Linked DNA regions of Homo sapiens: region 1 is linked to region 2. Evidence: read pairs that join two places in POLR2A ChIA-PET (ENCODE). Cell type or tissue: OCI-LY7. All regions are shown on one strand. Links, peaks and the distances in the headings refer to the core of each region. The heading gives the core; the rest is flanking DNA.

What was found. Peaks named below come from ENCODE experiments on the same cell type or tissue, not always from the same donor. Only the 100,000 strongest peaks of a DNase experiment are listed, where the experiment ranks them.
Region 1: POLR2A ChIA-PET joins it to region 2 with 5 read pairs; 2 of 35 experiments call an interaction of 5 or more read pairs at or near these places.

The regions. Positions count from the first base shown.
Region 1 is chr22:40,579,226-40,586,941 of GRCh38, reverse strand. All of the region lies in intron 2 of MRTFA (myocardin related transcription factor A), which reads left to right. It also overlaps the pseudogene RPL4P6. Among named protein-coding and RNA genes, the nearest start is that of MRTFA, 54 kb to the left of the region's middle. In OCI-LY7, for the core only: no CTCF peak of the experiment used is centred there; no DNase peak of the experiment used is centred there.
Region 2 is chr22:40,373,466-40,378,465 of GRCh38, reverse strand. All of the region lies in intron 1 of SGSM3 (small G protein signaling modulator 3), which reads right to left. It also overlaps a transcript of ADSL not described here. Among named protein-coding and RNA genes, the nearest start is that of SGSM3, 5.4 kb to the right of the region's middle. In OCI-LY7, for the core only: no CTCF peak of the experiment used is centred there; a DNase peak (open chromatin) is centred at 2,115; H3K4me3 peaks cover 1,813 bases; H3K27ac peaks cover 3,608 bases.

The DNA.
Region 1 (7,716 bases), core at 1,466-6,465, 210 kb before region 2:
CAGCAGCAGCAGCAGCACCAGCACCAGCACCAGCAGCACCAGCAGCACCAGCAGCACTAGAGGCCAAATCAGATGAGAAAGGGGGTTGCAGTCAAGAAGCCTGTGGTAGGGAAGAAAGGAAAGAAGGTTGTTGTTTTTAAGCAGGAGAAACCTCTGGTGGGAAAAAGGGCAGCAGCTACCAACCAAGACATCAGTAGCTGAAAAAAAAACCTACCACAGAGGAAACGAAGCCTGCTGCATGAGCTTGTTGGTTTATTCCATAAAGGTCAAATAATTTTGGACAGCTTATTTTTAATAAAGACCTGATCAGTGAAAAAAACAGTGATTGCTCATGGCAGGAAGCTTTTTGAACAAATCCTTCAGAGCTTTAGTATGTAATCTCTGAATTATTCCAGGGGAATTAGGCCATATTTTCTCAGTTGGGAGAGTAAGGTATTTTCCTGAAGATTCTGAGGGCGTTTGCCATTATGAATGTGTTTTGGTAGGGTTTAACTTCTAAAATTAAGAGTAGTTGAATGGCTAGAGTGGTTTAGTGGTTAAAGAAGATTGGCATTATTCCTTTAGTAATCTTTGTATCTTCATGGTTGATGGAAATAATACAATTTGTGCTTCGCATTCCAGTGATGCCTGGTTATTGTTTGTACTGTTCTTTCTTTCCTTCTTTTTTTTTTTTTTGAAGAGCAAATGATGTATTTGTTTGGCAGATCAATAAGATTTTATTAGGTATGTAATTCAACTTGTTGTAGCTTGTTTCACTTGAGCCTAGTAAGGACTTTGATGGAGATAAAAAAAAATAATTACTCTCAACTTCCACCTACCATTTTATCAGTCTCTAGGGCAATGTTTCTCAACATTTTTGGCTGTGGTTCATCGTTCAAGATGTATTTTACATTCAGACCCAATACACACGTAAGTATATCGATATCTAAAACAAAAGTTTCATGAAATAATACTTACCCTTATTAGGTGCAGTGCAATCTGCTCGTTTCTATTTTATTCCATTTTATTTAATTGCAAGATGTTGATGTTGGCCTAGGAAATTGATTCTGTGACCTGTGTATTATGAATTGCAGTTAAAAATACTGTGTTAGGATATATGTTCATGAAATTTTAACTCAGGCTTTAAAATATATCCCAAGTCTTACTATATCTCTCTGCTCAACTATTGCCCTTGGCTAAGCCACCTTCATCTCTCTCCTAGACTTCTCCAGTAGCCTCCTAATTGCATTCTCTGCTAACTCTCATCCCCTGCCATCACCTAGCTCTGTTCTTTTAGCTGTCTAATTGATGCTTTTAAAATGTTATTCTGGTCATGTTGTCTTCACTATTACTTTCTTTCCCCCACTTTCATTTATTGTGTTAAAATACACATGAAATTTACCATCTTAATCATTTTAAGTATATAGTTCAGTGGTATTATATACATTCATAATGTTATGCAACTGTCATCACCATCCATCTCCAGAACTCTTTTCAGCTTGTGAAACGGAAACTCTACACCCATTAAACAAATAAGTCCCTATTCCCTCCTCCTCCTTCCCCCTGGAAACTACCCTTCTACTTTGTGTCTATGATTTTGACCTCTCTAGGTACCTCATATAAGTGGAATCATACAGCATATATAACTTTTTGTTATAAATTTAGCCTATGTGATTTTTAAAAAAGTTTATATAATGTTTTACATACAAGTTAAAAATTAAAGTAGTAATCATCGACCTCAGACATCTAGAACAAGTTACACCATGGAGCCTTCCTGCTCAGCAGCATTGAGGCCTGGACTGCCTTGTTTCCTCTTCCCTTCAGATCGGCAGAAGTGATGACTTCTCTGGACTTGTAATATTTTTGTTCTTTGGTAAGTGAATATGAGGAGAGACTTGACTTTTTTGTTTTCTTTTTGAGACCGAGTCTTGTTCTTTTGCCTAGGCTGGAAGTGCAGTGGTGCGATCTTGGCTCACTGCAACCTCCACCTCCCAGGTTCAAGCGATCCTACCACCGCAGACTCTCAGGTAGCTGGGACTACAGGCGTGCGCCACCACGCCCAGCTAATTTTTTGTATTTTTAGTAGAGATGGGGTTTCACTATGTTGGCTAGGCCGGTCCTAAACTCCTGACCTCAAGTGATCCACCCCCCTCAGCCTCCCAAAGTGCTGGGATTAAGGCTTGAGCCACTGTGCCCAGCTCAAGAGACTTGGCTTTTTTTTTTTTTTTTTTTGAGACAGAGTCTCACTCTTGTTGCCCAGGTTGGAGTGCAATGGTGCGATTTTGGCTCACCACAACCTCTGCCTCCTGGGTGATTCTCCTGCTACGGTCTCCCGAGTAGCTGGGATTACAGGCATGTGCCACCACACCCGGCTAATTTTGCATTTTTAGTAGAGACAGGTTTTCTCCATGTTGGTCAAGCTGGTCTCAAACTCCCAACCTCAGGTGATCCTCCTGCCTCAGCCTCCCAAAGTGCTGGGATTATAGGCGCAAGCCACCACGCCTGCCTGAGACTTAGCATTTTGAAAGACAAGATAACGTGCTGAGCCAGACAGCTCAGAATCCTCCGCATCTATTTTATTATTGGCTTTTGGAAAAGGCACTATGGTTGTATGTATGGAAAGGCTGACTTGGGAGTCATGATGTCTGGGTTTTCCTGGCTTTGCCACTTACTTATTTGGAGACCTTGGGCAAATTGCTTACAACCCTTCTGAGCTTTAGTTTCTTAGCATCGGAAACCATTGGACACTTTAGATTTCTTCAAATCCTAAAATTCAGAAATTCTATCATGTTTTTGACAAGGTTTTGAGACCTTACAAGAGTCTGTTTTTCTGTTCTGCCATCCTGATTTTTTTCCCATCTACTGTAATCTGAATGCTTAGAAGAAGGACAGTAAATTTTAATCTGTCACACTCGATTATTGTGATGAAATAATCCCAGAATTGTGATTATAAAATAGTCTGGACATACAAAGTACTATGCAGATGACAAATACTATATATACCACATGGGGATGAAAACTGGAGATGAGCACCTCGTCCTGTGCACTTTCTGTGAACTGCTCTGTGCTTATGATCTTATGATCCACCTAGAGTAGTGGTCTCCAACATTTTTGGCACCAGGGACCAGTTTCGTGGAAGAAAGTTTTTCCATGGACTGAGGCAGGGGGGCAAGGTTTTGGGATGAAGCTCTTCCACCTCAGATCATCAGGCATTAGATTCTCATAAGAAAGGTGCAACCTAGATCCCTTGTATGTGTATTTTACAGTAGGGCTTGTGCTCCTGTGAGAATCTAATGCTGCCTATGAGAATCTAATGCCACTGCTGATCTGACAGGAGGCAGAGCTCAGGCCGTAATAGTTGCTCCCCACTACTCAGTCCTGCTGTGTGGCCTGGTTCCTAACAGGCCATGGACTGGGGGTTGGGAACCCCTGACCTAGAGAGTCTTTTGATTCTGCTTTACTGTGCTTTCCTTGAATTGCAAGTCTGATTACTTGCAACATTCTCTTTGTATTATGTTTTGTGGCTTGAGTGTGCCTAATCCAGCCAGAGGTAAAGCTGGGGAATTGTCCTCTTCTTTGGTCTTGAGGCACTTCTGCAGGAAAATTTAGCTTTAGAAAAGATAAGGTTACCAAAGTTCTGACTGCCTAGTTTGTGAGCTGGGCCCCTAGTGTCATCATAGGGAGCTATGGTTTCATTATTACACATTTTGTTTTTCACTAAATATCATAGTTTTTTTCTCTGAAATGCTAATGAGCTGTCATGTGGCTATATTTGCCTTCAAGTTACTGGGAGGATTGATAGTGTCTGTTACAGGCAAAACAAAGCTCTGTTTTTTTTAATCAGGGAAGAATATTAGTAATAGAGCTCTTGTGTAGCTCTCAGGCTTTTCAGGCTCTTTCATAGCTCCATTTGTTAAAGACTTTTTACTTTATTTTGCCTCATTTGGCAAAAGACATGGATGTGCTCTAAATCTATTAGCTGCTTCACTCCAGTGAGACTCTTAGCATTGCAGTACCTGAGGGCACTGTTCAGCTCACCCCTGTGTACTCCTGGCCAGATTGCCATCAGCCTTTTTTTCATACAGAAAGAACCATAATGTGCATACTCTGTTTCTATAACATAATGAACTGAGTTCTGGGCAACTTTAATTGTAACCTTAAAGGAGCTAATGGTATTCATATGTTAGGTAGGTTTACCTTGATTTTTGAACAAACAGTGCAGTTTCCCAGGGAATCAAAGTTAGACTGCTTTACATTGTAGAGAAGGGTGTGTGTGTGTGTGTGTGTGTGTGTGTGTATGTGTGTATAAAGTTAAAACCTTCGTCTGTGGCTGTATGGAAGGAAGTAACCTTGGGAAGTTTTTTTTTAGACTATGAATAAGAGCAAATTGATGAATTTTTTTGGGAAGAGGATTAAAGCAACTCATAGGAATTCAGCACCCTGATGTATGTCATAGTGCTAAAATTTGCTTAGTGTTAAAGTCAGATAGCATAACGTAGAATTACCATTTGACTAGCAATTCTTCTCATCGTTATATACTCAAGAGAATTGAAAAAATATACCAACACAGAAACTTTTACATGAATATTCATAATAGCATTATTCATAATAGGGAAAACATGGAATAGTCCAAATGCCCATCAGCTGATGAGTGGATAAATAAAATGTGGTATATCTATACAGTTGAATATTATTTGGCAATGAAAAGGAATGGTGTACCAATACATGCTTCAACATGGATAAACCTTGAAAACATTATGCTAAGTGAAAGAAGCCTGTCATAAAGGACCACATACTGTATGATCCCATTTATGTGAAATGTCCAGAATAGGCAAATCCGTAGAGACAGAAAGTAGATTAGTAGTTGCTGGGGGCTGGAAGAGAGGGGAATGGAGAGTGACCACTTAATAGGAATGGGGTTTCTTTTTAAGGTAAAGAAGATGTATTAGCTAGTAGTAATGGTTCCACAGCTTTGCAAATTACACTAAAATCCACTGAGTTGAATACTTCGAAAGGGCGAATTTTATAGTATGTGAATTATATACCAGTAAAGCTATTATCTAACAAGTAAGACCAAATTATCTGTATAGGTAAGATACCTGTCTTTTTTGCTGAGTAGAGCTATATGAAATTCTGATACATGGGATGCCTTGATTAAAGATACTCCGTATCATCATTTATCTAAAGGCTTATGTCAACTTGGAAATCATAATTGCAAAGAAAACTTTTTTTTCCTATTGTAGGATTAAATGTTAGATGTAAAATTCCATAGTGTCTGACTCTGTGGATGCACAGAAGAAAGGAATAAGTTGTATATATATTATACATATTATAATCTAGAACTAAAAATATTACAGAAGGGAAAGCCCATATACCTAATAAAACTATAAAGTTGGCTCTTTCTCAAACAATGGGATACTATTTTACACACTTAAATTTTGCAAATATTATAAAATCTCATACTACCAATTGTTAACAAGGATATGGGGAAAGAGAAACCCTAATACACTGCTGATGGGTGTGTAAATTGAGCTCTGTAGAAAGTTTTTGGCAAGATTTTGTGAAGGTGATGAATGTCCTATGAACCAGCAGTACAAAATATACATCTTGTATGTATTTTGCATAAATGGTGAACCTTCCATTTATGCAAAAGGAAACATGTACACGTGTTTTAATTTCATTTATATTTGTGATAGGAAAAAATTTGGAAGCTACAGAGAAATGGATAAGCGAGCAGTGGCATTTTAATGCAACCTATTGCTCTAGTACAGTCAGAATGGACAAATCAGGTCTACATGTGTCAATATAGATACATCCTGGAAGCATTATGTTGAAAAAAAAGAAAGCAAGTGGCTTGGCATGGTGGCTCATGCCTGTAATCCAGCACTGAGGCTGAGGTGGGAAGATTGCTTGAGGCCAGGAGTTCAAGACCAGCCTGAGCAATGTTGTGAAAGCCTGTTTCTATTATTTAAAAAAAAAAAGAATAAAAATTAAAAGCAAGTTACAAGAAGTTAAATGTGATACCTGTTATGATCAGTTAAGACAAAATAAAAACATGCCTACAGTCCCAGCTACTTGGGAGGCTGAGATGAAAGGATGAGACGGGACAATTGCTTAAGCCCAGGAGTTCCAGTGTAGCCTGGACAGCATAGTGAGACCCCATCTTTTAAACAAACACATCAGTCAATCCAATACTGTGTTGTCTAAGGAAAACATATGTATGCTACAAAATTGTTTTAAGATGTGGATTAAAAGAAGCTATATTACCTTCAGCAGGATATTTACTTCTGAAGGAGAAGACAGGACAGTGGAATGAAGAGGGAAACTTTCAACTTACTTCCAATATTCTCTTTCTTAAAATCTGACGCAAATATGGCAGTATGTCATAAATTGTTATATTTGGGTTTATCATTTCATTTTTCTGTATTTTAAATAAACTTTCATAATTAAAAATTAGGAAAAGTCACCAGGCATAGTGGCTGACACCTGTAATCCCAACACTTTGAGAGATCAAGGTGGGAGGATCGATTGAGGCTAGGAGTTTGAGACCAGCTTGGGCAATGTAGCAAGACCTCATCTCTACAAAAAATACAAAAACTAGCTGGGTGTGGTGGTGCACGCCTGTAGTCCCAGCTACTCAGGAGGCTAAGGTGGGAGGAATGCTTGAGCCCAGGAGTTTGAGGCTGTAGTGAGCCATGATGATGCCAGTGCTTTACAGTCTGGGTGCCAGAATGAGACCCTGTCTCAAAAAAGGAAAAGTGAAAAAAAATCACATGGGTGAGTTTAAAAAAAATTATTGGGCTTACATATTTTTTTTACATGTTTCTATATTTGCTGTCCTAAAAATGATTCATCCTAATAGTCATTAATGTTGGTTTTTGAAGAAGTACAATGAATGTGGTTCATATGTTGTGTTTTTATTATAAAATCACCACTTGTCCATATTTTATTTTTTCCTTGCTCGAAAAGTGCTTGATTAACACAGTAATGTTACACAGTAACACATGAATGAATTCTTACTAAAAGTGCATGGGTTTTTATGTTTTATAGTTAGGACTTTGGTTTCCTTCTATAACAGCATTTGTGTCTTTTTTTTTTTTTTGAGATGGAGTTTCGCTCTTGTTGCCCAGGCTGGAGTGCAATGGCGCCGTCTTGGCTCACTGCAACCTCCACCTCCCAGGTTCAAGAGATTCTCCTGTCTCAGCCTCCCAAGTAGCTGGGATTATAGGCGCCTGCCACCATGCCCGGCTAATTTTTGTATTTTTAGTAGAGACGGGGTTTCACCATGTTGGCCAGGATGGTCTTGAACTCCTGACCTCAGGTGATCCACCCACCTTGGCCTCCTAAAGTGTTGGGATTACAGGGGTGAGCCACCACGCCTGGCCAGCATTTGTGTCTTTATTGGTTGTGTGAGAATACTGCTTGCTAAGCATTATACTGCCCTCTTTCAGATGTTCTTTATACATACTTTGATTCTGAGGAAGGCTGTAAACTAGTATGATACTGGCAGGCACTTACCACATTGTTGGATGCCTTAAAAGTTTATTGTTATGAATATTATTATTTTTAATAAATGTTTACTGTGTATAATAAGAAAGTGTAAATTACTAGATGGAAGTATGCTTTTGACAAGCTTCTTGGAGACAGGGTTTTTGGAACTGAAGAATGGAGTGAGGGATAGATTATGACAATTATTATGGCTATTCATCTTAAATCTTAAGAGAATTAGCACAAGAT
Region 2 (5,000 bases), core at 1-5,000:
TCAGCCACCGTGCCCGGCCATATTATTATTTTTAATATACACAGGGTCTTGCTGTGTCACCCAGGCTGGAATGCAGTGGCACTATTCCAGCTCACTATAACCTCAAACTGTTGGGCTCAATCCTCTCACCCCAGTCTCCCAAGTAGCTAGGACTACAGGCACACACCATCATGCCTGGCTAATTTTTCTTATTTTTTTGTAGAGATGCTGGTCTTGCTATGTTGCCCAGGGTAGTCTCAAACTCTTGGCCTCAAGCGATCATCCTGCCTCAGCCTCCCAAAGCAGTGGAATTACAGGCATGAGCCACCACACCCAGTCCCCATTAGATTACTAAACCCATATTACTCCTCCCAGGTGACCATCTTGTCTTGGCTTGAACAATTTAGTGGATGTATCTATTTCCACATACCAAGACAGTCTGTCACCTGTGGATAGCCCTGCCTTAGGCTTTAACGTGGGCAGAAATCTGTTTGCTAGTAATATCTACTCTTTGGTCTTTTTAGGGGTACTTTGTATTCTACATACTTCAGACATTTGAAGATACCCACATCTTCTCCAAGATTTCTCTCCTCTTCAGGTTAAAGTTAGCTGATTATTTTAACTTTTTTTTTTTTTTTTTTGAGACAGGGTCTTGCTCTGTCACCCAGGCTGGCGTACAGTGGCACGATCACAGCTCACTGCAGCCTTGACCTCCCAAGCTCAAGTAATCTTCCCACCTCAGCCTCCCAAGTAGCTGGGACTACAGGCACATGCCACCATGCCCAGCTATTTATAATTTTTAAAGTTTTTTTTTGTAGAGACAGGTTCCCATTATGTTGCCCAGGCGGGTCTCAAACTCCTTAGCCCAATGGATCCGCCTGCCTTGGCCTCCCAGAGGGCTGGGATTACAGGCGTGAGCCACGACACCAGGCCTATTTTAACTCTTACATGACATGACCTCATGCCATGTAAAAGTTAAAGGTGTCTCAGCTGCAAGCCACCAAAACTGACTTTGGGTAACTTAAGTTATGAAAGACAGGAATGTATTGGAAGGATATGTAGTAGGACATAAAACCAAGGAAAAGCTGAAGACTCAGCTCGTTGAAAACAACAGCAGCTCTAGTGCCCAGATATTAGGAATTAGCCTGTGGTTGTGATGAAGGAGCTGCAACTGTTTATTGAACTTTTGTTACTGTGTCATTCAACCTAAGATTCAAATTAAAGGAGGAAAGCATCTATTTGCCTAACATCTGTTGGCCTGACCTGGGCCATGTGCCTACCACCTAGTTGGTCAGGGATGAACTGTTCTCCAAAGCAAAATTGAGCTGTTATCCCCAGAAGAACCTGGATTGGATGCTGGACAGGCCAAAACAACTTATGTCTACTAAATTTTCTCAAAATGTGATGCTTCAAATTCCACATGATCTAGATATGGAGGAGCAACACCAGGGCACTGTCTGCACACATGCTGCATGACTGGGAAAGTGACCAAATGTGTGCCTGTTTCCTGCCGGACAGTGATGGTCACAAGCATATTTGGTTATTCCTATGACAATCAAAGAAAATGTGTGCAAAATGCTTTGTAAACTCGAAGCTAACTGTAGTACTTAATACCGTAAATGCTTGTCACAGCCATTTTATATAGATTTTATTTAATCTTCAAAACTACTCTATTTCTTGATTATATGCTAAATTAAAAAAAACAAAAAACTATGAAGGTGGAGATTATGAGCATAAACTCTAGAGTCAGACTAAGTTCTAATCCTGACTCCACCAATCTTTAGCAAATTACTGTTTCTGTCACTGTTGTCTCACCTGTAAATGGGCATAATACTAGCAATACATAGGGTTGATGTGAGGATTGTGAGTTAATACAAATAAAATTCTTAGAACTGTGACTGGTATATATAGCAAACACCTAATACATATTAGCTATTACTATGAGTAGCACTAATTATTCCATTTTTGCAGGTGAGAGAAATGAGGCATGACAGATAACTTGTAAGTTCTCGAAGTTTACAATGGTAAAGCCAGGCCGGGTGCAGTGGCATGCACCTGTAATCACAGCAACTCATGAGATTAAAGCAGGAGGACCTCTTGAGCCCAGGAGTTTGAGGTTTCAGTGAGCTATGATCATGCCACTGCACTCCAACCTGGGCAACAGAGCAAAACCCTGTCAATCAATCAAGCAAGCAGACAAGCAAGGAAGCAAGCAGCAGAGCCGTAAGTTGAACTTCATTGTTGGTGCTCCGACTACCGTACTGTTTCCAAAAGACAAAAAAAAAAAAAAAAAAAAAAAAAAAAAAAAGTGGTAATTTGACTTTAACCCTATCCTCAAGTCACATAATTAAGGATATTTACAAACGAAACTCAAACACAAGAGAGGGAAAAGGGAAATGATCTGTTCTTTCATATCTTGTTTTTTTTTTTCCAGTTTTTTGAGACAGGGTCTCCCTTTGTCACCCAGGCTGGAGTGTGTGGTGTGTGGTGTGATCACAGCTCACTACAGCTTCAATCTCCTGAGCTCAAGTGATCCTCTTGCCTCAGCATCCTGAGTAGGTGGGACCACAAGCACACGCCACCATATCTGGTTAATTTTTAGAAATTTTTTTGTAGAGGCAGGGTCTCACCATGTTGCCCAGGCTGGTCTTGACCTCCTGGGCTTCAGTGATCCTTCCACCTCAGCCTCCCAAAGTGCTGGGATTACAGACATAAGCCCAGCCTGTTTCATGTCTTTAGAGTGTTAGCTTGCAGGCTAATTAGATATCTAGAGAAGGGTGAGAAAAGTCACATAATTTTGTTGTAGTGAAAAAAAAAAAATTCTCTGTCTTAATTGGAAATTATACCCTTTCCAAGATAAGACTTTTGACACTGAATTGGGGGTGTCAATCTCTTTTTTTTTTTTTGAGACAGAGTTTCACTCTTGTCACCCAGGCTGGAGTGCAATGACATGATCTCGGCTCACTGCAACCTATGCCTCCCAGGTTCAAGTGATTCTCCTGCCTCAGCCTCCCGAATAGCTGGGATTACAGGCGCCTGCCACCACACCCAGCTAATTTTTGTATTTTTAGTAGAGGCAGGGTTTTACCATGTTGTCCAGGCTAGTCTCAAACTCCTGACCTTAGGTGATCCGCCTACCTCGGCCTCCCAAAGCACTGGGATTACAGGCGTGAGCCACCACAACCGGCCTATCAATCTAATTTCTGATATCAGTTACTCTTGTTGATAAAGCTGTTTAATTATTCCAAAGCAGTTAACCTCCCAAAACAATTTACATCATTAGTAGAGAGAAAAACAAATACAAAACATGTATCACACTTAGAAAAAGCAGAAATATGTTTATCACTGCAAAAGAGGCATATATTAGAAGAGACAGTTAATAGTTAACTGTGCCTACTGAAAAGAGGTGAATGTATCTCTCCTCATGTATAAATGGTGAGCATAAATTAGTAAGCCTAAATTTTCAAAAAGGGGAGGTGATTATATATGTAGCATTCAAACAATGGTGCTGTCAAAATCAGTTCATAAGCCACACTGAAAATCTAGCCTTGTTATTTCAGTCATATGCTACTACTGATAGTACTGGTACAATGTGTTTGTTTGAGGCAAGGTCTCATTCTCTTCCCCAGGCTGGAGTGCAGTGGTACAAACATGGCTGGCTGCAACTTCGACCTCCTGAGCTGAGCCCAAGCAATCCTCCTGCCTCAGCCTCCCGAGTAGCTGGGACCACAGGCGCACATCACCATGACTGGCAATTTTATGTTTTTGGTCGAGATGGCATTTCGCCATGTTGCCCAGACCAGTCTTGAACTCCTGGGCTCAAGCAATCCTCTACCTTGGCCTCCCAAAGTGCTGGGATTACAGGCGTGAGCCGCCGTACTGGGCCCCATTCAACAGATATTTATTGCTCACCTACCACTGTTCTAGGAGATGGGGGTGAGGTGGTGAACAACACAAAGCCCCTACTTTCATAGAGCTTACATTGCAGGCAAGTATTACAAAGAAGAAATTGTAGCTCAGTTACCAGATCTGTCAGACTCTAAAGCCTATACTGTATCTTTCAACCATGTCATCTCTCAGTGGATACAGCTTTTCCCTAAAAGTATATACCTAAGCACGCAGTCTTGACACTACAGTCTAGACCAATTTAAGCTTTCTCTCTGGTGGCAGTCCAGTGACATCTTCACAATAAAGTGTTCCTTCCCCAACTCTCAAACTATAAAAACCGCCCTATTGGCTGGGCACGGTGGCTCACACCTGTAATCCCAGCACTTTGGGAGGCCGAGGCAGGCGGATCACGAGGTCAGATCAAGACCATTCTGGCTAACACGGTGAAGCCCCGTCTCTACTAAAAAAAATACAAAAAATTAGCCGGGCATGGTGGCAGGCGCCTGTAGTCCCAGCTACTCAGGAGGCTGAGGCAGGAGAATGGCGTAAATAAACCCGGGAGGCAGAGCTTGCAGTGAGCCGAGATCACGCCACTGCACTCAAGCCTGGGCGACAGAGGGAGACTCCGTCTCAAAAATAAATAAATAAAATAAATAAAAATAAAAATAAATAAACCACCCTATCAGGCCAGGTGTGGTGGCTCACGCCTGTAATCCCAGCACTTTGGAAGGCCTAGGAGGGCGGATCACGAGGTCAAGAGATGGAGACCATCCTGGCCAACATGGTGAAACCTCGTCTCTACTAAAAATACAAAAATTAGCTGGGTGTGGTGGTGCACGCCTGCAGTCTCAGCTACTCGGGAGGCTGAGGCAGGAGAACTGCTTGAACTCGGGAGGCAGAGATTGCAGTGAGCCGAGATTGCCCCACTGCACTCTAGCCTGGTGACAGAGTGAGACTATGTCTCAAAAAAACAAAAACAAAAACAAAAAACACAACTGCCCTATCAGTGGGAAACATACATTGACATGTATAAACTACCCTCTCTCATTAATCTCTAAACTACCTGAGGGCAAGATCCATGTCTTAGCCGTCTTTATAAGTCTAGAAGATGATATACACAGTAGATATTCAAT